Linked DNA regions of Homo sapiens: regions 1, 2, 4, 5, 6 and 7 are each linked to region 3. Evidence: chromatin loops called from intact Hi-C (ENCODE). Cell type or tissue: PC-9. All regions are shown on one strand.

Region 1 (4,000 bases), 830 kb after region 3:
TTTACATTTTAAGCAAGTATGCAACAGGTGTTTCTCATTGGCTTTCGAAACAGCCCTCACCTGAAAAAATATTTTTCAATAGATTGATGCAAAATTCACAATAGGCTCTTAGACTGTGGTGATGGTTTCATGGGTGTATGTTTATCTCCAAACTCATCAAGTTGTATAAGTTAAATATGTACAGCCTTTTATATGTCACACTTCAATAAAGTGTAAAAACTCACACAGTCGGCTACGAAACTGTTTACACTGCCCATATTTGCCTTACAGTGACCTAACACCTGTCATAATAAAACCCTCAAAGGTGCAGCCACAACCTCTCCTGGCTTCTCCCATCTCCGTGGGATAAATGTAGGCCGTGAGATAGGGGAACCGCAGTGAGCAGGAAGACCTCGCAGAGCTGTGAAACATTGCCAGGCTCTGATTAACAAGCCAGTACCTTGCAAGGAAATACAATGCTTGTGTTGAGACTGCCTTTCCTAAACACTATAGCCAGGCCCTGGGGTCTGGGGCTTATACAGCTTTTTAAGAGCCTACAAAAATGTTGAAGGGCAGAGAGGTAGAAAGAAAGAAAAAGAGAACTGGCTTGAAGATATTTAAAAACAACAACCCCAGCCTGGGTGTGGTGGCTTACACCTGTAATACCAGCACTTTGGGAGGCCAAGGCGGGAGGACTGCTTGAGCGCAGGAGTTTGAGATCAGCCTGGGCACACACGGTAAAACCCTGTATCCACCAAAAATACAAAAAAATAAAAAATAAATAAAAAACAGAGCCTGGTGTGGTGGTGCACACTTGTAGTCTCAGCTACTCAGGAGGCTGAGGTGGGAGGATACTTGAGCCCGAAAGGCAGAGGCTGCAGTGAGCCGAGATTGCACCACTGCACTCCAACCTGGGAGATACAGCAAGATGCTATCCTCCCCCCAAAAAAACCAAAAACAAACAAGAAAAATCCCCAAATTAATCCGTTTAAGTAAAGGCCTACAAATGTAATACTGGAGACCTCACAAACTATTTAGTGTTCTAATATCCAATCAATTTGAAAACAATTTGTAGCTTTGTAGGAAACGCTGCACTTTGTGAGAAATTCCCTATTATTCGAGGTCATGATTAAGAAATCAACATGGAGTGTACGCTTACGGCCAAATCATTTCAGAAGTAAAATAGGAAAGTTTTTCAAAGAATTTGCCTTCAAAACAATGTGTATTTAAAGCAGGATGTGGGTGCATTTTAATATTTGGTGTGGAGTGGTGGGTGACACCTCCAAAAGTCAGATGACCTAGTGCAGTGATGTCCCAGAGAAAGATGAATACAACATGAGCCACGAATGGAATCTACAATTTCCAGTAGCCACATTTTAACAAATATAAGCAGGGGAAAGTTAAATTATCCAAAATAGTATCATTTGAATGTGTAATTGGTATGAAAATTAATGGCATTTACATTAATTTCAAGAGCATGTGTTTAGTTCATTTTTTTTGGCGCTAAGCCTTTGAAATCTGCTGTTTTAGGTTTACATCTCAATTCCAACGGGCCACAGAGCCTCAAAGTTACTAACACGAGTCTTAAAGTGACCTGTTTGCCACCACCAGGGATTTGTGTTTCCCATATCACGGCAGGGATGATGCTATGGGGCACGGGAGTGCTCAGAGGCCCCCACACCGCGGGCGCCAAGGCTTCAGTGTTCCACGAGGAAACCATCGCGGACATTAAGTTTGAAACAGAAAAATCAGGGTCCCACCTCTGACAAATTATCTCCTTTAGCATTTTCCAAGGAGGCCTTCAATCTAAGTGTGTTATTTTTAAGACGATTCTTCTGACAGCATAAGCAATGTTTTGATTCTACTTCCCAAATATCCTAAAAGCTTAGCAACACAACAAAAAATGGAAGGGGGTGGCCAACACTTCATTTCTTTTAATGAACTCAAGTCTGTGAAACTGAACACAGAAACACATGCTCCAATGTTGGCATTGGGGCCATTCGCGCCATCTGCTGGCCAGACCTAAGCACAACACCCGGCTCCTGGGGAAAGAATCTTAGAGACAAGCAAGATCTCCAGTCACTTGGTCTCTGGACCTTTTTGTCCCGCCTGTATACCGACAGCACAGCCCCATTGAGCAGGAGACTTCTCATGGATGTCATCCTCACTGGCACTCGTAGTAGCAGCTACATTCAAACTCCACATCACGGGCCAGCCACAGGGGCACTTTTACGCTTTAACTCTTTGACTACTCACACAACCATTATGATAGCTACTTTTAATGTCTCCCATTTTACAGATGAGGTCACTGAGGCTCAGAGGGTTAAATCACAGGCTTAAACAAAGGGTAAATCACATGTTAGCAAAGTTGGTGACAGAGTTGGAATTGAAGGTGGGCAGTCCAATTTCAAGTACATGTTTTTTTGTTTTTTGAGACGGGGTCTCACTCTGTCGTGATCTAGGCTCACTGCAATCTCCACCTCCTGGGCTCAAGCACTTGAGCAATTCTCACGCCTCAGCCTCCCCAGTAGCCGGGATTACAGGCAGGTGCCACCGTGCCCAGCAAATTTTTGTATTTTTAGTAGAGACGGGTTTTGCCTTGTTGGCCAGGCTGGTGTGGAACTCTCGGCCTCAAGTGGCCCGCCTGCCTCGGCCTCCCAAAGTGCTGGGATTACAGGCATGAGCCACCGCACCCAGCCCCCTGTTCTTAATTGCAATGTTATAAGGTTATTTCAAATATAATTAATATAATCATCCCTCCCATTTTGGGGAGACCTCAAGTGCAGTTATGGCTTAGTACTTGAGGTCACCGAAGCTAAGAACTCATCCTAAACCATACAAAAAGTGACAGGCACAGAGAAGAATCCCACCCCAGGATATGAAAATATCTCATACATACATAGATTCTGTGATTTTGTGTGGCTCCACTAAAAGAAACGCTCACTGCAACAACTACGTTCATTTCACAACCTACGAATGGGTCATGAGTGAATTCGGAAAAGGCTGGCTTAGGCACTCCCGAGTGTTCAAGAACATGTGTTTAGTTCATGTTTTAGAGTCTCTCCTCCAAAAGAGACGAAAATTTTGGTTGAATGAGAAAAACAAACATTTCCTACATGACTCAATAAAATTTCTTTGAGACAGGGTCTTGCTTTGTTGCCCAGGCTGGTCTGGAACTCCTGGCCTCAAGTGATCCTCCCGCCTTGGCCTCCCAAAGTGCTGAGACTCCAGGCGTGAGCCACCACGCCTGGCCCTTGCTGTTTACCTTCTCTTGGTGGTGATTTTCTGGTGAAAGTCAGCAAGCTCACTGCCAGCAGGCCAGGCACTTGCCGCATCCTTTGTTCTTCCTCTGCCAGAGGATCTCTGGTGTGAAGCTAACCCGAAAACGGGGTGAGGCAGGCGGGTTCAGCTGGCCCCTTTGACTGAGAGGGTTTTCACAGGCAGGCTCACATGCACACGTGCACACACGTGAGCACAGGCTCACAGACAGGTGTCTCACACAAACCCACCACAGCTCCATCCTGCTTCCAACCAAACATGACAGGAACCGAGTGCACCTTCCTGTGCCCACCCTAAATCCCTGCCACCTTGTTGCAGCAGCATCTTTACACAAAGTTCTTCCCATGAGGCCCTGTTCCCACAGTGAGGAACCAAGGAAGCGATGTTACAACAAAGACTGGGAGGAAAGCCAGGCAAAACCAAGCAGAAAATCAAGGGAAAGGTGAGTGTTCATGGTGGCATCCTGGTGGCAGGCAGATGGCAGGTGTATGTTCACTGCCAAAACCCTTTCCACTTTTGTGGATGTTTTAAAATTTTCATATGTTGGAAAAAATTAAGTGAAAGAACACAATTTGTCTTCTCCATGAGGTTTATATACTTTACTTTCAACGAAAGCAGCTCTTAACAGGGTGTGCAGTCAATATTTAATGGCAGGACGGCTTGACATTTAGTGAAACAAAGAGCCAAGATTACACTAGTATCTCTTTGAAGTAGAAGATGCCATCAAACTTATGAATACTTA
Region 2 (4,000 bases), 1.2 Mb before region 3:
GAAAACCATCTCTGCCACTTCCAGCTAGCTAGATCTTTCTGTGCCTCAGTTTCTGTATCTGTACGATGGGCATAATACCACCTCCACTTGGTAGTGAGGATTAGGAAAGATGATGCGTACAAATCATCTATCTCTGTGGTTAACTAACAACATAAGCCACTAAATAAACAGCAGTTGTAGTCACTAACTAAACTGCATAGAGGTTAGGAGCTGGGACTCTGGAGCTGGACTGCCTGAGCTCCAGTCCCAGCTGTGTGACTTCCCAGCTGTGTGACTTTGGCAAATTACCCACTCTTTCTGAACCTCAGTTTTCCAACCTGTGAGACAAACACTTGTCAGGGCCATTGTGAGCATCCCGTGAGCTGCCAGGCAGCCTGGACGCAGGAGCCATGGCATTGTTCACCGCCCGTTGGAGGGTTATTGGGTTTGCCACTATATGTGTTGATTGGGTGCCGGGTGGTGTAGTCGAGATGGAATCACCATAATTTTCATTCACAAAATTCAGGTAACTGCTTGAAATAGACTCCATTTGGGGCCTGCCCTGGGATAATTACATAACGTGCCACTTAATAGTAATCAGTGAAGAACTAATTAAAGCAGGCGTTTCTCTGACAGCCATCACAGATTGCTCAAGAGAGCAGGTGAGAGCAAAGCTGAACCGCTCCTGAAGCTTCTCTGTGCTGTCAGCCCGCGGGCGGAGGCCCAGGGAGCCGGGCTGGGAGTGGCCGGGAAGGGCCCCCGAGCTTTTGTTCTCTCCAACTTGTATCTCCAAGCTTCCATGGAGACAGAGAAAAGGGGTCGTGAGGAGCAGCGGGTGTGGGGCCTGGAAGCCCCCAGGGTTCTGTTGGGCCATGGGGGGCCTGGGTGAGAGTCTCGCTCTAGACTGGAGGGACACCCCCAGCAGGCTGGGCCCGCTCCTCTCTCTGAGCTGCATCTCTCAGGGTAGGTTGGCAACGAGAAGGGGAGCTCGCAGAGATGTCACAAGGCTGAATGGGACAACACCCGGACCACAGGTGGGGGAAGCCCCCGAGACAGGACCACGCAGCCACTTGCTGGCAGTGTGAAGGGGCGTGTCGGCATGGCAGGCACAGCCTGTGGGCTTGCTGGAGCCAGGTATGACCACAGATTACTTTGTGAATGCCCCACCACTGCCCCTCCGGGGCTGAGGCTCTAGGAGCTCAGAGAGGCAGCTTGGCCTGCCTGAGACCTCAGAGCTGGGACTTGGTCAGGGGTGACACAGACCCACAGGAGAGTCGGGCCTTCTGGAATTTTCCAAACCAAATAGCATGCAAGTTTCTGTAGTGGTGGTGGAGAAGGGTGCTGGGGAGAGGTCAGTGTGAGTGGAGGTCCAGTCACAGTTCCCAGGACTGTAAAAGGCCAGGACAAACCAAAACTCGGATATGCCGAGTAAGTGCTGGCCCCGAGGGTGGAACTGGAGCAGGCAGCCAGTGTGGCTAAGCCTGAGAGGGGGTACTGCGGGCTCCTCAGACACAGATACTTCCCTCCCCACTGTCCCCACTGTCCCCACTGTCAGCAGTTCAGAAGCAATGAAAGCTGGGAAGAATGAGGGGGAAGAAATGGATGCAGTCGCCCACAGATAAGGGGGAGATGCTGAGGTTGCCCTGACCTCCTTGGATAAAGACCACACCACACTCATTTACACACCTGTTCACTTTTTGGGTGTAGGTGCCCTGAAGCCCCCAGAGAAAATTCTAGAGAAAATGCTGCTTTCCGACCAGAGAGGGTGCTGTTGCCTCACAAATGAGCTACCCAAGGATTTGGAAAAAAATTTCCTTGCCGTGATCCAAAGACTGAGAAGTTTCTGTCCATAAACAGCCCTGAAATGGCCTGAATCCTGCCAAACCCTGGGCTTTTTTTCCTGCTAGTACCCATTTTCTATACTCCCACAGGTTGGGGTGAGGAGAGAGAATTATCAGAGCTAGGGAATATTGATGATAACTGCAATGGCTACAATGTCTCACTGCCCTGTAATACTTGCAGCAGTCTGAGACCTGACCTTGTGCCAGCTACCATGTATCACAGCCAGCCCAGTGCACTGTGTGCCAAAGCCTCACCCTGTGCTAGTGCTTTGCACACATTTCCTCTGATCTCACAGTCACCCCCGGGGGAGATAGGGTTGCCCACATGTTGCAGGACCTCAGTGCTACCAGTCACTTGCCTAAGGTCCCAGGTAAGTGAGTGAAAGTCAGTCAGAAAGCTGTCATTTGGACCTGGGTCCACTTGGCTCCAGAACAAGTGCCCTTTAACCACTTCACTATGTTATTTGGGAGCTACATGGCAGGTGGGCCCCAAGCTAGACAGTGGCACGTCTCCTCCCCAGCTGCACACCTTGTTCTGTTCCGGGGGACATGTGTCTGACTCCCGCAATTGGGGAGGAGATAGGCTGACATGGGCTGGATCTTAAGGCCTAAATACGAAAAGAAAACACATCTCTCCTCTCCTATCTTCCCCGGCCTGCTTTCAGTTGTTTCTGGTCTGCCTCTCCGGGCTGGGCTTCGAGGCTCTTCTCTCTGAAATGCCCTGGACGGGTCTGCAAGAGAGAGAACCCTTGGAGAGGATTCCATTAAACAATGATCTCTGGCCAGATGTTCTGTTTTTATGCCACATTTTTTCTTTTTCTTTTTTTTTCTTTTTTCTTTTTTTTTTTTTGAGACGGAGTCTCACTCTGTCGCCCAGGCTGGAGTGCAGTGGTGCCATCTCAGCTCACTGCAACCTCCATCTCCCAGGTTCAACCGATTCTCCTGCCTCAGCCTCCCAAGTAGCTGGGATTGCAGACATGTGCCACCATGCCCAACTAATTTTGTATTTTTAGTAGAGATGGGGTTTTACCATGTTGGCCAGGCTGGTCTCGAACTCCTGACCTCAGGTGATCCACCCACTCAGCCTCCCAAAGTGCTGGGATTACAGACATGAGCCACCACACCAGGCTTAAGCCACATTTTTGATGACCTGTGGAGGCCCCATTTCCCATTTTTAGGGAAAGGAAGGACTCACATTACTGAGAAAACTTGGTGTAGGCCACTGATTTACATGGCAGTCTTCCAAAGGAGGCTAAGGTCTGGGCCCCCTGGTTCAGCTGGGCCAGCAATGAGCAGCGTTCAAATCCCTGAGTCGGGCCGGGGAAGATAGGAGAGGAGAGATTTGTTTTCTTTTCACATTTATGCCTTAAAAAGAGAGAGAGACTGAGGGATGGAAAGTAGACAAGGAGGCCATGAGCACGACTCCTTGCAAGCCTGGGTTTATGGAAAAGCATATGTCAATTCAGTGTTCACAAAAACAGACTTTTTCCCCACTGTGGACTGCTCTGCCAGCTATCTAGTTCATTTCTTGGGGCTACTCTGAGTTCTTGTAAATGAAACCGATGGCGACCACCTGCAAAAATGAATGTAATTAGGCAAAATATGCTGATTTGACACCAGCTGGAATCAATTGGGCATACTGAAATCCCAAGAAGCTTAAGATGACTCTCAGGATGGAGTTTTTCTCATGACTTGACGTCTGTCCAGCGGTGTTCACTTAACCCCAAACAGGGTTGGTCAGCGGGGAGCCTGAGGCCAACATCCTGGAGCCCAAGAAGGCAGGCAAAATGGCAGCTGGGACCTCAACACAGCAGGGCCTCTCTGCGTCCCATAGGGCCTCCGCCGGCCTCTGCCCGGCACATTTGAAATGTGTACAGGAAACACATCTGTTCTGGATCCTTTTCCCCACTTCATCAGCTTTTCTCGATGTTTCTTATTGCAGCTGCAGAGCCAGCCCGCATAGAGGAAAACTGTGCACAGGTGGTTTCCATTTCTACTCTCTGCTGGTGATTTTTCAAGTCCTCACCCTCCTCTGTCCCCAGGCCTGACAAGGGCTGTCTGGGAGCTCTTCACACTGAGCTGCTGGCTTCAAGGGAGGGCTGCTCATGCTGGGTCTGCTTGGGATTCCTAATCAGAAAAGGGACCCTCCCTTCTTTTCTTGAGCTGAGCAACAAGACAAT
Region 3 (4,000 bases):
CAGCCCTAAATTGTTACAACCGGCAAGTCTCCTTTTGTGAGACAGGGTCTCACTCCATCATCTAGGCTGGAGCTCAGTGGTGCAATCACGGCTCATTGCAGCCTCGACCTCCTGGGCTCAAGTGATCCTCCCATCTCAGCCTCTTGAGTAGCTGGGACTACAGGAGCGCCCCACCGTGTTTGGCTAATTTTTTGTATATATGTATTTTTTAATAGAGACAGGGTTTCACCATGTTGCCGAATTCCTGGGCTCAAGCGATCTGCCTGCCTCAGCCTCCTAAAGTGCTGGGATTATAGGAATGAGCCATCATGCCTGGCCCTTCTTTTATTTTTTATCGTGGCAAAAGACACACAACATTATCCTTAGTGACATTTAGTACATTCGCGATGTTGTGCAACCATCACACTATTTCCAGAACATTTTCATCATTTCAAAAATAAACCCCATACCCATTTGCATTCACCCCGGACACCTCCCTCCAGCCCTAGATGACCACCAATCAACTTTCTGTCTATACATTTGAATACTCTGAATATTTCATATAAATCAGATCATAACAATATGTAGCTCCCCTGCTTTTTTTTTTTTTGAAACGGAGTCTCACTCTGTCATCCAGGCTGGAGTGCACAGGCATGATCTCAGCTCACTGCAACCTCGGCCTCTTGAGTTCAGGCGATTCTCCAGCCTCAGCCTCCTGAGTAGCTGGGACTATAGGCACATGCCACCATGCCCAGCTAATTTTTGTATTTTTAGTAGAGAGCGGGTTTCATCATCTTGGCCAGGCTGGTCTTGAACTCCTGACTTCAGGTGATCCACCCACTTTGGCCTTCCAAAGTCCTGGGACTACAGGCGTGAGCCACTGTGCCCAGGCACATGTAGCCTTTTGGACCTGGTTTTTAGCATAATGTTTTTGAGGTTCACCCATGTTGTGGTATGTCTTAGTACTTCATTCTTTTTTATGGCTGAATGACATTCCATTGTATGAATATACCATGTTTTGTTTATCCATTTATTAGCTGATAGATATTTGGGTTGCTTCCACCTTTTGGCTATCGTGAATAGTTCTGCTATGAGCTTTGGTGTATAAGGATTTGTCTGAATTCCTGCATTCAAGTTTTGGGTGTACATTAGGAGGGGAATTGCTGGGTCACATGGTAATTCTGTGTTTAACAGCATGTCTTACTTTTGTAATTAAAAAAAATCAGGCTGTGGAGGCTCGTGCCCGTAATCCGAACACTTTGGGAAACTGAGGTGGGAAGATTGCTTGAGCCCAGGAGTTCGAGACCAGCCTGTGCAACATAGTGAGACCCCCATCTCTACAAAAAAATATAAAAAATTAGCTGGTGGCATGCACCTGTTTCCAACTACTCAGGAAGCCGAGGCAAGAGGACGGCTTGAGCTGGGGAGGTCGAGGCTGTAGTGAGCTGTGATCACAGCACTGCCCTCCAGCCTGGGTGACGGACTGACACCCTGTATTAAGAAATAATAACCAATAAAAAAAGGAAGGAAAAGAGAAAATGCTCCCCCCGGCCCCCACGCCAGGCTGTCTAGAGTTGGAGAATTACGACAGTCGTGTGTTGAGTATTTTCCAGGCATCCCGCACACGTGATCTTATTTGGTCTTTTCAGTGACCCTGGAAGGCGGACATTCTCAATTAGTATCACAGTCGCAAGCGGGCTTAGTTAAAACACAGATTGCTGGGCCCCACCTCCCAAGGATGCGAGACTCAGTGTTTGGGACAGGGCCTGAGACTCTGCATTTCTGACAAAATCCCTGGGAAGGTGGTGCTGAGCAGCACTGAGCACGTTCTCTTTCATGCCCATTTGTCACGGAGGAAATGGAGGCTCAGAGAAGGTTAGCAACTTGCCCAGCAACACACAGCACCTAGGTGGCAGAGTGAGGATGCCTGCCCCTCTGCCATAGTTTCGAGTGCCTGTCGGGATGAAGCTGAATGTGACTGTTCTGAGCGGCAAAAGTAGAGGTTCCACCACCTTTGGGAGGCAGGTGGGGGAGTATTTTGGTTCTGGAGTCAGCTTGCCCGGGAGGCCTTCCTGGAGGCTACGACCTCGGTTACTCCTCCAACTCCCCTCTTTCCCTACTTGTAAAAGGCAGAAAATACCAGCACTCATTCTCAAAGCATCGACGGCCCTGCCCGGCCAGGATCCAGCTGGGACAGGCACATTGGGCTGAGCACGGCCAGGCAGTGCAGAGGGCAGGATAGACGGGCAGGTACGCACACCCCACGGACACTTCCTCGTGGGCTGCACCCCAGCCCCAGCGGCCCACAGGACACACCCCAGAGGTCCTGAGCACTTTCCACCCCTCTGTCTTGGATTCACGAAGAAAATCCTCTCCGGGCCTGCCGGCGTCGGCTCCCGCCAGGTGGCGCTGTCGAACGCAGTTGCCGCAGGTGCGCGGCCACGGCGGCCTGTAGGTGTCACTGCGAGACCGCAGATCAACTCCCCGAGTGGCGCCTCGCGCGGATCCAGGCGGGCCGTCCATCCGCGTCCATCCGCCCCCACCCGAATTGCAGATCCTGTTGCATTCCCCAATTTTCTCCTTTCCCGTTAGGCCGTTATACACCAGAGATTTTCCACTCTTGGTACTTTTGTGCTCTGTTGATCTTTGGATAGTAGACACTGTTTTGAAAAATATGTAACCACGTGGATATTATTTTCACATGCCATTCATAGTGTAAGAATTTAGAGAGAAACACGGTCCTCCAGTCCAAAGAGTCTTCCCCGGTGGGGGCGGGGGCGGGGGGCTTACAGACTATGTTTTTAGGGTCAGGGATAAGAGCTAGCCAGCTTTACAGATAAATTCCATTTTTTTAAACTTGTCCTCCTAAAGGGAAGAAAAGTCTAGGACCTTCCTTTCAATCCTAGTGAATATATTAATTAATATTCACCCAGGAGGCGCTGCAACAAGAAAAGCAAGAAGGAATTAGGCTAACCTAGGTATTTCCAAGCCCAAGATCCTCAACATCATTCTCCCCAAGCAAGGTACCAGTCATGTGTCACTTAAAAGGGGTGCATTCCGAGAAATGTGTCCTTGGGTGATTTTGCCGTTGTGCAAACATCATAGGGAGTACTTACACAAACTAGATGGCAGAGCCCACACACACCTAGGATATGGGGTATAGCCAATTGCTCCTACACCAGGTTACTTAACCTGTGCAGCATGCTGCTGCATTGAATGCTGTAGGCCGGGGTCTCCAACCCCTGGCCACAGAGGGGTATTGTTCTGTGGCCTGTTAGGAACCAGGCCACACAGCAGCAGGTGAGCTGCAGGCTTCATCTGTGTTTACAGGCGCTCCCCATTGTGAGCTCCGCCTCCTGTCAGATCAGCGGCAGCATTAGATTCTCATAGGACCACGAACCCTGTTGTGAACTGCTCATGTGAGGGTCTAGGTTGTGCGCTCCTGATGAGAATGTAATGTCCGACGATCTGTCACTGTCTCCCAGCACCCTCAGATGGGACTGTGTAGTTGCAGGGAAACAAGTTCAGGGCTCCCACTGATTCTACATGATGGTGAGCTGTGTAATTATTTCATTACATATAACAACGTAATAATAATAGAAATAAAGTGCACAATAAATATAACGCACTTGAATCATCCCTAAACCATCACTCCCCTCTGGTCCGTGGAAAAATTGACTTCCACGAAATGGGTCCCTGGTGCCAAAAATGTTGGGGACCGCTGCTGTAGGTAGTTGTAACACAATGGTAAGTCTTTGTATATCTAAACATAGAAAAGGTACAGTAAAACTACAATATGAAAGATACAGAATGGTGCACCTGTGTAGGGCACATACATGAATGGAGTTTGCAGGACTGCACGTTGTTCTGGGTGAGTAAGTGAGAGGGTGGTGAGTGAATGTGAAGACTGAAGATATCACCGTACACTACTGTAGACTTTATCAGCACTTCACACTTAGGTTACACTACATTTGTTTAAAAAAGTAATTGCACTACAACTGTATGATGGCTATGGCAACAG
Region 4 (4,000 bases), 590 kb after region 3:
CAACAGCTCTGCCTGGAAGAGCAGAGAACAGGGCCAGGGCAGACTCCTCTAGGGACTGCAATGAAAACCTGCTTTCCTGGACACACCAGTTTTACTCAGTCTTCATTCCACCCCAGGAGGATGACTTTGTGACCTTGGGCAATCTCCATTCCCCTCTTCAGCCACCCCTGGTTCTCTGACCCTTGTCCCTGACCAAAGACATGTTATTATTCACATTCAGTACCTTTCCACCTCCTCCCCCTGCATGAATTCACAGAGGAAATCTGAAAATAAAATCCAGGCTGCCTGGTAGAAGGGAGACTTGGGTTTTGTCAACACAATGTGCAGTAAAAATATCTCTCTTTTAAAAGAGAGAGAGAAAAATTTAAAGACTCAAGATCAGTAACATGTAATTATCATCTGGTTTGGGCGGAGAGCTCTAATAGTTTCCAGAAAAACACAAGCCATGAACAGGGAGTGCGCCTTCCAAGGCAAAAGGAGATGAGGACTCCAGCAGGCAGTGGTGCCATCTTGGAAGTCTTGTGGCCTTTGAGGCCCTTTCCAGGCAGAGTAAGGAGGCACAGCAACTGCTGAATAAATGAACCCCGTGAATGGACACACCTGAAGGCACAGAGGAGGTATCTTTGCTCCTTTCTTGGGGACACCAGGGAACCTTGAAATGGCAGAGATAGCTAGGTCTCTGCCAATATCTACTGTCCCCCATTTTAAAGTCATAGAACCCCAATTTTAGCTGAGCACATGGTGACCCACAATACAGACCATCTTTCCAGGCCTCCCCTTACAGATAAGAGCCACAAGACTGACCAATGGGGTATTAGTGGAATGTGTGTGCAACTTGTAAGATGCGTGCTTAAAGGGAGATATCTGCCCTTGTTCCCTTTCCTACTCCCTGCTGGAAGGAATGCAGATGTAATGGCTGGAGCTTAGCAGCCATTCTAAAATGTAAGGCAAACTTGAGAATGAAGGCCACAAATGGCAGACCGACAATGTAGAAGGACCCCAGGTCACCACACTAAACCTGGAATGCCTACAACTCTTTCAAGAAAAAGACACAACTCTATTGTTTTAGCCACTGGTATTTAGGCTTAAAGATAATCCTTAGGGTCAAACTCAACTTAAACAGCTCTTAAATAGAGAAGAGAAATAAAGGCAATCTAAGTATTTAAAAGTAAGACTCCCACTCAGTGGGTGACAAGCACATAGCAGATTCCTGGCTTCATCTCCAGATGTGCCATGGAATGCAAAGAAAGGTGGAACCTACCCACGTGAAATGTTTTCTTCTTTTTGTCTATTGCTCTCTTTTGTTTGTTTGCTGTCTAAAGAGATACTGTGGAGATGCATCATGTTTTCTAACTTATGCAAATGTTGTGAGCACATACTAAGTGTCAAAAATGCTTTTTCTTAGTATCTCTGCTTTATAGTTAAAGAAACCGCGGCTCAGAGAGGTAGCGCCACACAGCTGGGAAGGAGAACCTGCCCTGGAGAAGAGACAAGACAGAATCCTTGTCCAGGGAACTTCCCGAGGCGCTTGGTCTCCACTGGCATGGTGGTCCCTGCTACAGACTCCTAAAAATGGCTCAGGCCCAGAGGGGCTCCATGTGCCTTCAGGATGTGGCCACGGGGACAGAAAGGGGTCATCCAAGCACAGTCTGGATGGAGACCAGCCGTGAGGGGCACCAGCCTCCTCCCTGCAGCAGAAGCCATCTTCCTAGAAGTAAGGCTGGCACCCAAGACCAAGCTAACATCCCTCAACCTGACCTGCAAGCCCACCAGGGACCTGGGGTCAAGGCCTGAGCTGCAGAGGCCAGGGAAGGAAGGGGAGAAGCTAGCATGGGCCCTGGAGATGGGGGGAGAGAGAGTTTCCCCACGGGGGAGTGGTGGGCTGTGTCAAGACCAACACTGGGAGGCCAGGCCGGAAGAGCACAAAGAACTGCCTGGAGGCTTCACAGAGAAACAGCTGGAATCTGACTCCTTCCAGGAAAGATGAGTGAAGAAACCACGATGAGTGACTGAAGAGACAGGAAGAATAAAGGATGATGCAGGACAAGGCAGTGGGAGGGGTGGGCACGTCTTGGAGCTGTGATTCATCAAGTCTGGAGTCCAACCATGGGTTGGGGTAGGAGCTCCTCCCTGCAGATCAGAGGGAACTTGAAGCCAAGGTGCGCCCAAGCCCAGGTTGGTGAGCGGCATCACCTGGTGGCCAGTTCGGGCGTGGCACCCCAGACACCCAAGGGACTCAGCCTTGCAGGGCTCAGCCGGAGCCCCTTCCGGAGGGCACCTTCATCATCTCCCTCAGCACCCCACCTACCCCCCCATTTAAAGAGCACTATTGTTATTTCATAGGGTGATACCTGCAGTTTTCGCTTTTACATAAAAGGAGAATAAAAGCATCCTGCAGTTTGCTGTTATTGACTTGCCCCAGACTTACTGGTTCTCCACCTGGAAGCAGGAAAAGTCACCCAGGAGCATAAAAAATCTCACCCTCGGGCCCCAGCCGCAGAGGTTGGAGTTGACTAGTCTGGGCCGGCCTGGGCATTGAGACTTTTTTTTTGCTTCAAACACTTAACATGCAGGCAGGGCGGAAGACCTGGGCTCCAGGTGCTCGCTCTGCAAAGACAGATAGCTTCAGGATAAACCTCCGGACCCCCTTTCCATTTGTATTTGCCGCTAAGCTGCTCCTTATGCATAAATGGGGTCTGCAAGGAGCACAGACGTCTCTAGCCCTCCCAGCCCTCTGCAGATGAGACACAGACCCCAAGTCCAGGGACTTCCAGGGCTGAGCTCTCAACCCCCTTGGCTGCCAAAAGCTGGGGGGCCTTGTACACAGCATTCACCTCTGTGGGCCTCAGTTCCTCCTTCTGTGATCTGGAAGAGAACAGTGGCTCTGAGTTTTTCTGAGGTCACTGGCCCTTTTGAGAATTATGTAAGCAACGGGTCCTCTCCCAGAAGCATTCCTGTGAGGTGACCACGGTGCCCGTGACTACGGATGGCTCTGGGGCTCTAGCCCGACAGCTGGGCTGTATCAGCCCCTTAGGTCCTCACCTCGACCCCATGCGCTAGGTCCTTTGATTAAGTCCTTTTACACATGGGGAAACTGAGGCACAGAGGGGTTAAATAATTTGTCCGAGGTCACACAGCCGGTAAATGGCGGAGCCAGGTTTGGACCCAAGCATGCTGACCCAGGCTTGCATTCCGAACCACTCGGCTGCTGACCCCAGGCATCTGACTCTGGAATTAATAAGCAAGTTTTATGATGAGGCGGGGAACTCCACGCCATCTGTGCACTAAGGGTGATTCACCAGTGACTTCTGGGTGTTATAGATCAGGAAACACAATTGGGGAATGGACAGGACAAGCTCTGTCATGGACTCTGTGTGGCCTTGGACAAGTGATCTTGCCTTTCTAGCCTCAGTTTCCCCCCTGAGAAGAAGACAGAACTGGCCCCTACCCTGTAGATGGGTTGGAGGAGCACTTGAGATTGGAAAACGCATAATAGGTGTTCATTAAAGAGGCTCACATGGATACACACAAGAACAATCTCAGGGCCTTCACGCACCTAAATGTTCTGCCCCTAGTGTGGGCAAGGGAAACAAACTGGAAGAAGACAAGAAAAGCCACTGAGAGCTGGGGACGGTGCCTCTGTAGCACCTGTGAGTCCCCGAGGAGGAAGTACTACAGGAACCAGCGGGGCCGGGCGTGGGGGCTTGCGGCTGGAATCCCAGCACTGTGGGAGGCCAAGGCAGGCAGATCGCTTGAGCCCAGGAGTTTGAGACCAGCCTGGGCAACACGATGAAACCCCATCTCTACAGAAAATACAAAAATTAGCCGGGCATGGTGGTCTAGGCCTGTGGTCCCAGCTACTAGGGAGGCTGAGAGGTGGGAGGATCGCTGGAGTCCGGAAGGTCGAGGCTGCCGTGAGCCGTGATCACGCCACTGCACTCCAGCCTGGATGACAGAAACCCTGTCTCAAAAACAAACAAAAACACAGAAACCAGATAAC
Region 5 (4,000 bases), 700 kb after region 3:
AGGAGCTTATACACACACACATCAAATGAGATAAAATCACCCATAACAGATGATCAAAAGTGATGACTTTTTCATGTTTTTTCAGTGAGTGAAATATGCTCTGGTGCTCTGATGTTAAAATATGATTAATTTAAATCTCTTTTACAATGCTGATTAATGGAAGACTCTGCCATTTTTTAGTTTCTATTGCAACGAACATCATTTATGTATTTATTAGGCAAGTAAATTGAAGCGCCATGTCCGATCCCACACTGGGGAGCGCCCCTTTCAGTGTTGCCAGTGCAGCTATGCCAGCAGAGATACCTACAAGCTGAAACGCCACATGAGAACGCACTCAGGTAAGGGCTCTGGTGCTGAAGGCCTGATACCTACAGTGTTAACTCTTAAAGCAAGCTTTAAAAAATTACTTTTTATTGGCACAATTAAAGTTCAAAGGTAAAAGTGGATTTTTGCGTGCCTTCATGATAAAAGAATCTTGATCTGTACTTTTACCTTTATTTAGCAGTAAGAGAGTCTGCATAGATACTGTGCCACAACCCCACTGTGTGGAGTAAAACACAAAGTATTTGCTTCCGTAGATTTTTCAGGTATTTAAAACTCAACTCCTGGCCAGGCATGGTGGCTCAAACCTGTAATCCCAGCACTTTGGGAGGCTGAGGCAGGAGGATCCCTTGAGTCCAGGAGTTTGAGACCAGCCTGGTCAACATAGGGAGACCCTGTCTCTACGAGTAATTTAAAAATTAGCTGGGCCTGGTGGTGCACACCTGTGGTCCCAGCTACTTGGGAGGCTGAAGCAGGAGAATCACTTGAACCCAGGAGGTTGAGGCTGCAGTGAGCCGGGATTGCGCCACTACACTCCAGCCTGGGTGACAGAGTGAGAACCTGTCTCAAAAAAAAAGAAAAAGTAAATAAAAATAAATAAAAGTCAACTCCTTAATTCATTCTTCAACTTTAAGGCAAAACATAAAGTGTGCTGCTTTTGTAACAGAGGTACTTGATGTCTTGTGTTAAGAATACATTTATGTGTACTTCTTGGTTATTCGTACAGCCCCATGGATGTGAACCACCTTGAACTCTTGCGTAGCCACCAGATGCGGGGAAGTCATGTCTCTGGTCCATCATGGACACAGCTGTACTTGACATAAGCTGTCTGGGCTTGATTTGGGAGTCTCATACTAATTGGGGGTTGTCCGGTGAGAAGGGGGTTGATAAAGGAGGCTTGGGGCAAAAAAAAAAAACACTTTCAGCACAGGTGGCCTTTGGCAAGGATCAGGCCTGGAGGGGGAATCACTTTGTTGTCTGCATCTCAGGTGAGAAGCCTTACGAATGCCACATCTGCCACACCCGCTTCACCCAGAGCGGGACCATGAAAATACATATTCTGCAGAAACACGGCGAAAATGTCCCCAAATACCAGTGTCCCCATTGTGCCACCATCATTGCACGGAAAAGCGACCTACGTGAGTGGTTTAGCGATCTTTCTTTTACTACAGCATTTGCTGGCTCTTTGGAGCGTGGTCCTATAAACCTGCAAAGTACTGGCCCTGATACTGGGAGGCCCGGTCTTCGGGAACTTGGCCCTGGGACGAATTTTCTTCCAGAAGTCCTGTCGCACCATCTGGTGGCTGCATCTCATAAGTGCATTTTATAGCATGTTTTTAGAATCCGGGCCCAGGCCTGTTCCGTATGCACGTGATAAGACCTTTCACAGATGGGTATTACTTCATTCCACATTGGGCCTATTTTTCAGATGAGGACACTGGGGATCAGAGACATAGAGTAACCTGCCTGGGAGTCATACGAACCAAGGGTGCTAGGAGGTGGCTGGATTCTGGGTTCCTATTTATCAGTGCTCTATCTATGGCACCCAGCAAGCTTTTGTTAAACCCTGGCTGTGGGCCTAAGAAGTTTTGGAAGCAGAAGTTTCAAAAGACACAGTTTTCCCCTTAAGACAGTCACTTCGGGAAAGGAGGCGGGCCTGTAACGTGTAATCCGCATCTACCACGGTGAGCCTTTTAACTGTCACACCCCACAGAGTGGGAGAGGGAATCCAGAGGGTCTTGGAACAGCAGGCCTAGGAGCTGGGATTTGATACTGCCTGTGGGGAAGCCAGCCAGTGTTGAGCAATGGGAGGGAGGGTGTGGGAAGCGTGAGTGAACGAGCCTCTTCTTTGTTTCAGGATTCCTGGGCCTCCCTTTTCCATGATCTTATTTCTCTTTCCAAAATATATGACACTGTGATACACAAAAATATGTTAGCAGAACAAAAAATTTGACCCTTTTGCCCAAAGAGATTCTGGAGATGAGATGAATTTTTTTGAAAACCTTTCTGAAAGGCGAAAGGTGTTCCACAAAGTCTTCACTTTTATTTTTCATCTGGACCATTCTGTCATTGTTGCCGTAGATACCAGCACATCACAAAACACAGTCCAGTGGGGCTTGGTGGGGCACAAGTCTAGCCAGTTGCTAGACTTTTTTGACACCATGGCAAAGTAACATGGTTTATATCCATCTCATGCCAGTGGGTGATACACTCCACATAGCCCTATAAGATGCTTTATAAACACATTAATTCTTCCTTCCCATGACTGTATGAGAAATCAAGCTCTCTAAATGTCTGAGTCACTGTGGGTAAGGTGGAGTAGCTCCATCACACAGCTGTCCATTGTCATTTGGCTTCTTACACAAGTATCACAAGACCATCATGCTTTAGACTTAGATGAGCAAACCCAGCCAGACCTTACCATGTGTCTCAGGTTAATTTCAACATAGGAAATAACAGGGCACTGACTTCTAACAACGAGTGGATTATTTAAGGTAAAATAAAGATATTATATCTTTTTATATAAAACCACCTTAACATCATCCTAAAATTCACCTACCCCATAATAGTTCTCAAAGTGCTTTGTTCAATGAACATTTTAGGTCCAGTGTGACATACCTTATATAACATTTAACTCCATACCGAGAGTATTAAAATGATATTTCAGCATTCTGTTCGTTTAAAGCAGTGGTTCTCAGCTGAGAATGATTTTACCACCCAGAAGACAGGCGGTGATATCTAGAGGTATTTTGGCTTTCACAACCGGGGAGAAAGAGGTGCTGCTGGCATCTGGTAGACAGACACCAGGAATGCTGCTTAACATCCTACAATGCACAGGATAGCCCACCCTGCCCTGCCCAGGAAGGAACTAGCATGTTCCAGCGCCAAGGCTGAGAAACCCCGGTTTAGAGGAGAGGGGAAGCAGGCTAACAGAAAACAACACTCTTGAAGTATATAATGTTCTGTGACCATTTTAGGTGTGCATATGCGCAACTTGCATGCTTACAGCGCTGCAGAGCTGAAATGCCGCTACTGTTCTGCTGTCTTCCATGAACGCTATGCCCTCATTCAGCACCAGAAAACTCATAAGAATGAGAAGAGGTTCAAGTGCAAACACTGCAGTTATGCCTGCAAGCAGGTATTGTACTTTACTTAATTTGGAGAGGCAGTGGTGTATGGAAGAATGGAGGGCTGGGTGGGATTCTCTACCACCTTGAAGATACTGAGAAAAGTCATGCTTTTAATAGAGTAGCCTATTCAGAATAACCAGAAAGCAACTGTGAGCCAGTCATTCAAAACAACAGTTCTTAAAGTATGTTCACATATCCCCAGAGCTCCCTGTGACCAACTAGGGCCCCACAAGAGCCAAGCCTTTGTTATGATAATGGAAAGGTGTCATTTGCCCTTTTGAGACATTGACATTTGCACTTTTGGTGCCAAAGTAGTGGTGGTCCTTAGCCCGGATCAAGGCAGTGACACCCAGTGGAATTGGTGGTTGTGGTATTCTTCACCTTCACACACTGGCAGCAAAAATAAAGGGCAGTTTTACATGACAGTGTGCTTGAAGAGGCAGTTAAAGTTGTTAACTTTATTCAGTCTTTACCTGGAATACTTTCTTTTTAATAATCTTTGTGATGAGATGAGAAGCCGGCATACGCACCTCCACTGTCTTCCAAAG
Region 6 (4,000 bases), 610 kb after region 3:
TCAAACAATGTGGTTCAGGACCCACTGTCCCTCCATCTCTCTTCATGGCTTCCCACAGACTCAGCTTTTTCAGGCTCCACACGGAGACTTTCCAGCCACTAAGAGTTCTGCCCTGCTGGGGACAAAATGGCTGCAGTGGTTCCAGACCTCACATTCCCACAGGGGACAAAAGCAATTTCTAAACCACCCCAGTATTTGCCACCTCCAATTGGGCATGGGGATGAGAGTCATTAGCTGTAGCCAATCCAGGCTCACCCCTGAATTTGGGGGTGCTTAGAATGGTGTGGACCTTCTGTGACAAGGGCATTTTCTAAGCATTCTTTAATCCTCCCCTTAAGTACATGAGGAGACTGGGGCCAAGGGAGGGTAAGTGGCTTGCCCAAAGCCACATGGCTGACAAGTGAGACCCATGTTCAAAATTCCAGATTGAAAACCAGATTTTTCCAGTCCTGGTGGTCAACCCATCACGGAGGATTTAACACTCCCATCTGCCAGGCTGCTAGCTCCCACGGATGACAGCAGACTGGCACCCACCCACGGGCAGCCACATCACCTCAGATGGGGAGGGGCCAGCAGGACCAGGATTTTGCATTCCATGAAAACCCTCTTCTGCAAGAGCTCCTGTGAAACAAGGGTTCCTTGGACAGTTGTGGATACGCAGCATGATGCAGCCCCCGCTGCATGATTCCAAGGCAGCCCATTCAGGGAGGTGAAACTACTGCTCAAGGACAGAGATAGGATTCAAACCCACTCAGGGAGGTGAAACTACTGCCCAAGGACAGAGATAGGATTCAAACCCAGCCATCAGGCAGGCTTGCAAGCCAGTGCTCTTAAACATGTTACTGAAAAAGCTGCCTGGGACATATCACCGCGGCCTGGCTGTCACCTCCCAGCCCCTGGCTGGTCAGCTCCCCCACTGTGTCTCATTGACCTGCCCCCCACGCCCACCCCGGGGCACAGTGGCCTTTGCCACAATCAGCTGAATGCCCCCAGCTGCTGGAGAAGCAATCCAGCAGGGCCAGTGCCGGCAAAGCCCTGAAGGCGGGAGTGTCAGCTGGGGGGCCGGGGGTGGGGAAAGGGGGGAGGGGGTCTGGCGCCCCTGGCTACAGAGCTCGAGACAGGCCTGGCCCTCCCAGCTCCACCTGCAGGTCAGGGGTGTGGGGGGTGAACTGCGTGGCTGGGAGATCCTGGAGGTGAATCTTTGATCCCCCCATTTGTGTGACTCCTCTCTGCCCCCAGCATCTGGCTTACCGGCTCTGAACCTCTGTCTTTCCCTCTCACCTCCTCCTTCCTCTTAGATGGACCCCTGTGATGACATCGAGGCCACCCTGATAATGCAGGATGACCCCCCACCTCACTATCTTTAACTTAATCACCTCTGCAAAGTCTGTTTCTCCATGTAAGGTAACATGTTCCAGGTTCTGGGATTAGAACACGGGCATCGTCCTGGGGAGCCTCACACAGCCCGCACTGCTGAGCATGCTTCAATGTGCAGGCTACCCCATGCCCTTCAACGCTCAGCGCACCCCATGCCCCTAACACAGACATCTAGCCCAGAGTGCCAGCAAGGCCCAGACTGAGAAGGTCCGTTACAGGCGCTGCTGCTGCTGTTAATATCACGAATATAAAAGAATAAATGGGGAAAAAAATAATGGGGCTTGGCGTCACAGCCCCTGGTGTGTGTAATCCCAGGCAAGTGAGTGTAATCTCAGGCAAGTCCTGCCACCTCTGAGCCTCAGTTTCCTACTCTGTTAAATGGGCAGAAATAGGGACAGACCCTGCCTGGTGGGAGCTCACGCTAAGAATGAAGGGAGCCCTTGCCCAGTGGTGCCCAGACCTGGGGGCTGAAGCCTAGGCCCTCCCGGGGATTGATTGACAGCCGTCTGTACAGGTGGGGCTAGGCCGGGAAATTGTCAAAATTTCCCCTGTGACACCCGCCCCGGGCTGAGATGTCTGGGCCGGCTTCCAGCTGTGGCCCCAGCTGTGACCCCAGCGGCCCCACCCGGGCTCCCGGAGAGTTAGGGCCAAGCCAGCCCCCGCCCGCGCCCTCCGCAGGTCTCGACTGCAGGGGCGGCCTGGAGGGGAGGAGCGCGGAGCCGGCCTTTCACAGCCTTGGCCCGAGCGCCCTCTGCTGGCCGCACGCCGCCGGCCGCCGCTCACCAGGCTGGGCTCGGAAACTTCCAGGGCCTGAGGTGGGGTCAGGCGGGGTGGGGGGGATCCCGTGTGACCCCCTCCTGTTCCTTCCCCACAAAGCAGCCAGACACACGTGTTTCCCCCACGGTTCCGGGGTGGTGCACATAAGCCTGCAGCCGGTCCACAGGCCCCAGGTGAAAGTTCCTGTTCTGCCCTCCCGGGCCGGGGGCGGGCTCCTTTCTGGCTGATGCCCGTGCCCCAAATTTGGGGGAAGGAGCACAAACCCAGCACCCTTCAGAGGCTGATTTTCTTCTATCGTGGGGAACACCCCTGCAACCTGGGTACCCCCGCTCAAGTCCCCAGTCCAGCTCCTGCGTGACTCCCAAGGACCCTACCTGCAAGCCCATCTGTGGCATCGAAGTCCCGACCCTGCGGGAGCTGATGCCCCCCGGACTCCCGCAGGCACTAACTCACTTCATCCTCCCACCGACTCCACGAAGAAAGGAATCTTTACCCCGTTTCACATGGAGAAAACTGAGGCACAGAGAGGTTAAGCTACTTGCCCAAGGTCACACAGCCAGTGAATGGCCCTCTAGGATTAAACCCAGGGCACAAAATGAGTACAGTCGACCTCCAAGTGTGGAAGAAAACCCACATCATCAACCCCTGTCTGGGAGGTAGGGAGGTGGGGCGGTGCCTCATTTGCAGGACCTGAAGAGAGGGCCCATTTGAGCTTACAGTCAGCCCACAGGCCCCTCTCTGGCTCACCAAGTGGGTGGATGCCTCCCAGGTCTACACAACAGTGTAGGGCCAAAGATACAAACTTGGACCACCCCAGACTCAAGGTTTTGCCCAACCATTTTCTAGCTGTGTGACCTTGGGCAAGTACCTAGTCCTCCTGCGCCTCCGTTTCCACATGTGCAAAATGGGGTGATCATCTGTGTTCAGGATGAAACTAGCAGGGGCCTGCCTCGTTGGTGCGGCCGCATCAGTGCTGTGGGTAATGGTCCCTCACCACGCCCCATCCTGAGCCACCCCCTTCTCTCCATCTGGCCCCTCCTTCTCTGACTCCTAGTCTAGCTCCTTGTTTGAGTCTGACAATGTGCTCAGGTAGGATGGATTCAGAAGCCATATCTGCCCCAAGCCTGGTGGACAGCGGGTTTACCCTCTGTGCTGTGACATGCCCAAGTGACCCGCTACCTTGAACCTCAGCACCCCCCACCAGCGTGCACCACACACACATACACACAGCTCAGTGCCCAGGTAGGGCCCAGGCCTCCAGACAGGGCAACTGCTTCCCATCTCACACACACAGCACCACGGCCACACTCTGCTGAATGTCACCTCCTCCCACTCTGCCCAGAGGTCCTGGAGTCACTGACAAAGGAAAGAGGCCCCCAACAAGACCTCCCCGAGTGGCAGCCAGGCCTGGGCCCCAGAGGGCTCCGCCACTGACCAGGTGTGAGATGTTACAAGTGTCATTGAATCCCTGAGTCTCAGTTTTCCCATCCGCAAAACGGGGTTAAATGAGATCATCGGTGGAGAGCCCCAGAGCAGGGGACGTCAGTGGGTGTCAGGGGACGTGGCTGTGTTGTCACAGCGCCCGTGGTTCCTGGCACAGCCACAGCCTCATGAATAGCAAAGGGTGATCTAACTCGGCACCCAATAAGTCAGGCCCCACCATGACCCCCAAGGAGGCATTTCAGCCCTTCGGCAGGTGACGAGAACAGGCCCCCATCCTGCAGCCGGTGACGAGAGCACAGGCCTGGGGGGCCGCAGTGCTCTTGTCCCACACCCTGTGGTCCTTTGAATGGTAACAAAGCTGACAGTTACCAAGGGCTGACCACAGGCCGAGCCCTGCGTGGAG
Region 7 (4,000 bases), 1.1 Mb after region 3:
CTTGCGGAGGGCAAGCTCGTGCGGAGTCGCTCGCTACACGCAGGTCCTGAGAATGAAGCCAAAGCTGTGGTTGCCGAGCGGGCCTGCTGCCCCTGACTCGCCACCCAGCAGCTGTTCCCCGAGCGCGCACTGCGAGTCAGGTGCAGGGACACCGGCTGTGCCCCCTGAGCCTATGCTCTCTCCACGCTGCCCTCCCTGGGCTCCTCCTGTAACCTCTGTCTCCTCCCCTTCCCCCCTCTCCTGGGGGTCCACCTCCCAGCACCCCCTATGCTGTGCCTGACTTCTCTACTGGACCTGAGTCCCGGAGGACCTCACTTTATCCAGCTGCCAGCCCGCTGGCATGGCGAGTGCCTCATATGTGGTCGTTCGATGAACCCCTCTCTGCTTTGGCTGCCTGGCATCTCGTCATTACAACTTTCTCTCCTCCAGGAAGCCCTCCATGATGTCACATCACCCCCTCTCGGGGCTTGTGTCTGCCTCCTTCAGCAGACTGCCTTGTTCAGTACTGTATTGCCTGGCACACAGTAAGTGCTTAGTAAATATGTATTTGTTGAGAAAAGGAATGACTGACTGACTGAATGAATGACTGAATGAATGAATGGGAGGCATGGGGATGGGGAAAGAGATGAGGGAAGGGTAAGAACCCTGACTAATGTGGACAAGTAATGACAATCCCAGCGACCTCCCAACCTTCTCCTTGTTGAGGTAAAGAGCTGCTGACTGGGACCCGGCCTGTGACCAGGCCTGGCCAGCCCGGCAGGACCCAGTAATCCAGAGCCAGCGGCTCAGGTTGAGTCCCAGCCTCAGCACTCACACTTTTGCGGGTGGAGAGGCATGAGTGGGTGGGAGCGAACACAGGTGGAGGGTGAACGCAGGTGGGAGGCGCACGCAGGTGGAGTAGTGCGTGCCAGTGGAGGTGTGTGCATGGGTGGTGTGTGCCAGTGGAGGTGTGCACATGGGTGGTGTGTGTGGGTGGAGATGTGTGTGGTGGTGGAGGTGTGTGCGGGTGGAGGTGTGTGTGTGTGGGTGGAGGTGTGTGCATGGGTGGTGTGTGTGGGTGGTGTGTGTGGGTGGAGGTGTGTGTGTGTGTGGGTGGAGGTGTGTGTGTGTGGGTGGAGGTGTGTGCATGGGTGGTGTGTGTGGGTGGAGGTGTGTGTGGTGGTGGAGGTGTGTGCGGGTGGAGGCGTGTGTGGGTGGAGGTGTGTGTGGGTGGAGGTGTGTGAGGGCGGAGGTGTGTGTGGGCGGAGGTGTGTGGGCGGAGGTGTGTGTGGGTGGAGGTGTGTGTGGGCGGAGGTGTGTGTGGGCGGAGGTGTGTGTGGGCGGAGGTGTGTGTGGGTGGAGGTGTGTGGGTGGAGGTGTGTGTGGGTGGAGTGTGTGGTGGTGAAGGTGTGTGTGTGTGCGGGTGGAGGTGTGTGTGCGTGGAGGTGTGTGTGCATGGCGGAGTGTGTGGTGGTGGAGGTGTGTGGGTCTGGAGCTGCACCAGCTTGTGCAACTGTGAGTGTGTGTGGCAGGAGCACCTGAGTGCGTTCGTTTCCTCTTGCTGCTGTGGCAAATTTTCCCAAACTTGGTGGCTTAAAACAACACTTGATCTCATAGTCTGGAGCTCGGAAGTCTGAAGTGGGCCTCACTGTGCTAAAATCAAGGAGTGGCAGACTGCATCCCTTCCTGAGGCTTTGGGGGGAACCAATTTCCTGGCCTTTTTAGTTTCTAGAAGCCACCACATTCCTTGGCCTGTGGCCCCTTCCGCCCTCCCCAAATCCAGTGGTGGCCGGTGGAGTCTCTCCCTGCATCACTTCAACCTCCGCTGCTCTGTCACATGGCCTTGGTGTGACTCTGACCCTCCTACCTCCGTCTTATAAGGAATCACACTGTGCCCACCCAGCTAACCTGGGAATATCTCCCCACCCCAGGATCCTTAATTGAATCACACCTACAAAGTCCCTTTTGCCATGTAAAGTGACATGTTCACAGGCTCTGGACATTATTCCGTGAATCACACTGGGTAGATAACTTCCCACTCTGAATCTCAGCTCCTGCGTCTCGAAAACAGGTATGAGCTGTGCTGGCCTCGGAGGATCCCAGCTCCCGGGCTGTGTGCACCTGCACGGTTCCTGCCTCTGGATCTGCGGGAAGTGCAAGGAGCCCTGGGGGTGGGGAGGTTGTCAGGGCGTGGGCCCAGCTCCCTACCGGTGCCGTGCCACTTAGACACCTTCTGTGAAAGGCCTGGTCATAGCAGCAGTGCCTGCTCCAAAAGGACTGTCCTGGCACCTCGTCAGAACCGTGAGGGTCCCCACTGTTGTAACTTTGTCAGGACACAGGCAGGGACACCTGGCGCTGGGCAGCCCCTCTCCTGCCTGTGTCAACCCAAGGGCCTCCTCCCTTACAGGTGGCTGCTGCCCTCTGCTGGCCGCCGGGGGGTCCTCCAGGGTGCCCTGTGGCTGCTTGGGGCAGCCTCTTCCTGGTTCCCCTGGGGTTGGGGATCTTCCTGGTCCCCACTTTGGGGTGGACTCAGGCATGTGCACCTAGAGGCTGTTGTCAACACTGCTATTAATAGAAGGCCACCTCCTAAGGTGAGGCAGCCCCGACTCAAACAACGCCTGGCTCTGCTTCAGGCAGGAATCATGGCCACTCAGTGGGTCTCCTGGTCACTGTCCGGTGGTCAAGTAGCCTGATATCTACTCACTGGTGTCCTGGAGCCACCCAGACTTGTGCTCTGGCCCTTCCTGGCTGTGTGACGTAGAACAAATTACTTTACCTCTCTGAGTCTTGGTATCCTCTTTTGAAAAATGGCATTAGTATCTGCCTTGCAGTGCTGGAGCCATATATATACTAGAAAACATAGTCTCTGACATTTGTTGAGCATCTACTATACACCAGGCCCTGACGCCCTTCCTGCATCATCATATTACCTCCTAACTGGGCTTATCAAATCTTTTCAAGAACCTTAGCAAGGAGGTGCTGTTCTGATCCCCATTTTACCGATGAGGAAAGTGAGTCTGGAGACCTGAGGTCTCCTGCCCCAGGTGTACACAGCCAAAGTGGAAAACCAGGATGCAAACTCAGGTCTGTCTAGACCCACAGCCTCTTCTTTTTACCCTGTGTCTCTTGCTTTCTGGTCTCAGCAGAAGTCCAGATTGGCTAATACATATGTTTTTGATCGGTTTAAAAAAAAAAACAAATAAAATTAATGACTTAATGAAAACATTTTGTTTGGTAGCCATTTTCTTCCAAAATAGGGGGTGGCCAGGATATTATAAGAGGTTCTCAGGGCTTGGAGTTGGGGACCCCAGCCTTCAATGCGTGTCACCAGGACGTCTTCAGCAATCCTTCCTGCTCAGCCCCCTGCCTTGACATGCAGCGAACAACAAAGATCTCTGGGAGCAAAACACTCTTGGATCCTAAAACCCTCAAGAAAAGACATCCCGTCCACCCCTTCCCACCCATGATCACCAGTTGCACAAGTCTCCTTTGGAGTTTTTATTGTCAGCTCTTTCTAGTTTCAAAAAAGCTCCTAAAACCAATTCTACTTTGGGTAACTTGGCTTTTGTAACAGCAGAAGCAATGTTTGGATTCCAATTAGCAAACCGCAAATCCCTGTGGCAGCCTCTCTTTTGGGGTGAGTCTAACAGCATAGAATCCATTAGGAAAGGCTTAAAAGGAACATAACGCTTAGGGTCTATTCCGTGCCAGGTGCTTTGTGTCTATTACCTTGTTTAATCCACACAGAAACGGTGAAAGGTTTGACTTTTTACAGACGGAGGAACTAAGCCTCAGAGAGATTAGGGGGTCCCCAGGGACACATGGCTTGTCAGAGGCAAAGCCAGATTTGAACCAGATACCTCTGTGTTCCCACCTGAATGATTCCACCCCCGACACCAACCCCTTTCTCTATGTGCTCACGGATGGCCCTGTCCTGCCCTGGTCATCCATCTGAGTCCAAACCAGGGCTGGCAAACTTTCTCTGTAAAGGACCAACTAGTAAATACTTTAGGCATATAAT

What was found. A loop is a pair of places that touch in the nucleus more often than their neighbours do. Peaks named below come from ENCODE experiments on the same cell type or tissue, not always from the same donor. Only the 100,000 strongest peaks of a DNase experiment are listed, where the experiment ranks them.
Region 1: a loop joins it to region 3, with 9 times the contacts of the local background. A loop is called at or near these places in 28 of 110 quality-filtered maps.
Region 2: a loop joins it to region 3, with 10 times the contacts of the local background. A loop is called at or near these places in 2 of 110 quality-filtered maps.
Region 4: it touches region 3 in a loop (11-fold over the local background); 10 of 110 quality-filtered maps call a loop at or near these places.
Region 5: it touches region 3 in a loop (19-fold over the local background); 104 of 110 quality-filtered maps call a loop at or near these places.
Region 6: a loop joins it to region 3, with 16 times the contacts of the local background. A loop is called at or near these places in 106 of 110 quality-filtered maps.
Region 7: a loop joins it to region 3, with 12 times the contacts of the local background. A loop is called at or near these places in 6 of 110 quality-filtered maps.

The regions. Positions count from the first base shown.
Region 1 is chr20:57,379,949-57,383,948 of GRCh38, reverse strand. It overlaps LOC124904938 (a long non-coding RNA gene), which reads left to right and starts at 1,345. Exons shown (of 2, transcript XR_007067671.1): 1 at 1,345-4,000. RefSeq lists an enhancer at 1,882-2,176. In PC-9, a CTCF peak has its summit at 1,980 (motif pointing left); a DNase peak (open chromatin) is centred at 1,998.
Region 2 is chr20:59,453,668-59,457,667 of GRCh38, reverse strand. No RefSeq gene overlaps it. Among named protein-coding and RNA genes, the nearest start is that of PHACTR3, 150 kb to the left of the region's middle. In PC-9, CTCF peaks have their summits at 1,546 and 1,751; no DNase peak of the experiment used is centred here; H3K27me3 peaks cover 3,920 bases.
Region 3 is chr20:58,208,420-58,212,419 of GRCh38, reverse strand. No RefSeq gene overlaps it. Among named protein-coding and RNA genes, the nearest start is that of ANKRD60, 18 kb to the left of the region's middle. In PC-9, CTCF peaks have their summits at 2,220 and 2,423 (motif pointing right); a DNase peak (open chromatin) is centred at 2,389; H3K27ac peaks cover 482 bases.
Region 4 is chr20:57,620,865-57,624,864 of GRCh38, reverse strand. No RefSeq gene overlaps it. Among named protein-coding and RNA genes, the nearest start is that of ZBP1, 2.4 kb to the right of the region's middle. In PC-9, CTCF peaks have their summits at 2,004 and 2,210 (motif pointing left); a DNase peak (open chromatin) is centred at 2,104.
Region 5 is chr20:57,512,052-57,516,051 of GRCh38, reverse strand. CTCFL (CCCTC-binding factor like) reads left to right here. Exons shown (of 11, transcript NM_001386993.1): 6 at 218-338; 7 at 1,311-1,460; 8 at 3,300-3,460. Among named protein-coding and RNA genes, the nearest start is that of CTCFL, 11 kb to the left of the region's middle. In PC-9, CTCF peaks have their summits at 1,417 and 1,619 (motif pointing left); a DNase peak (open chromatin) is centred at 1,631.
Region 6 is chr20:57,595,261-57,599,260 of GRCh38, reverse strand. No RefSeq gene overlaps it. Among named protein-coding and RNA genes, the nearest start is that of ZBP1, 23 kb to the left of the region's middle. RefSeq lists silencers at 2,016-2,189, 2,210-2,269. In PC-9, CTCF peaks have their summits at 1,950 and 2,149 (motif pointing left); no DNase peak of the experiment used is centred here; H3K4me3 peaks cover 608 bases.
Region 7 is chr20:57,088,206-57,092,205 of GRCh38, reverse strand. No RefSeq gene overlaps it. Among named protein-coding and RNA genes, the nearest start is that of BMP7-AS1, 120 kb to the left of the region's middle. In PC-9, CTCF peaks have their summits at 2,202 and 2,404 (motif pointing left); a DNase peak (open chromatin) is centred at 2,435; H3K27me3 peaks cover 755 bases.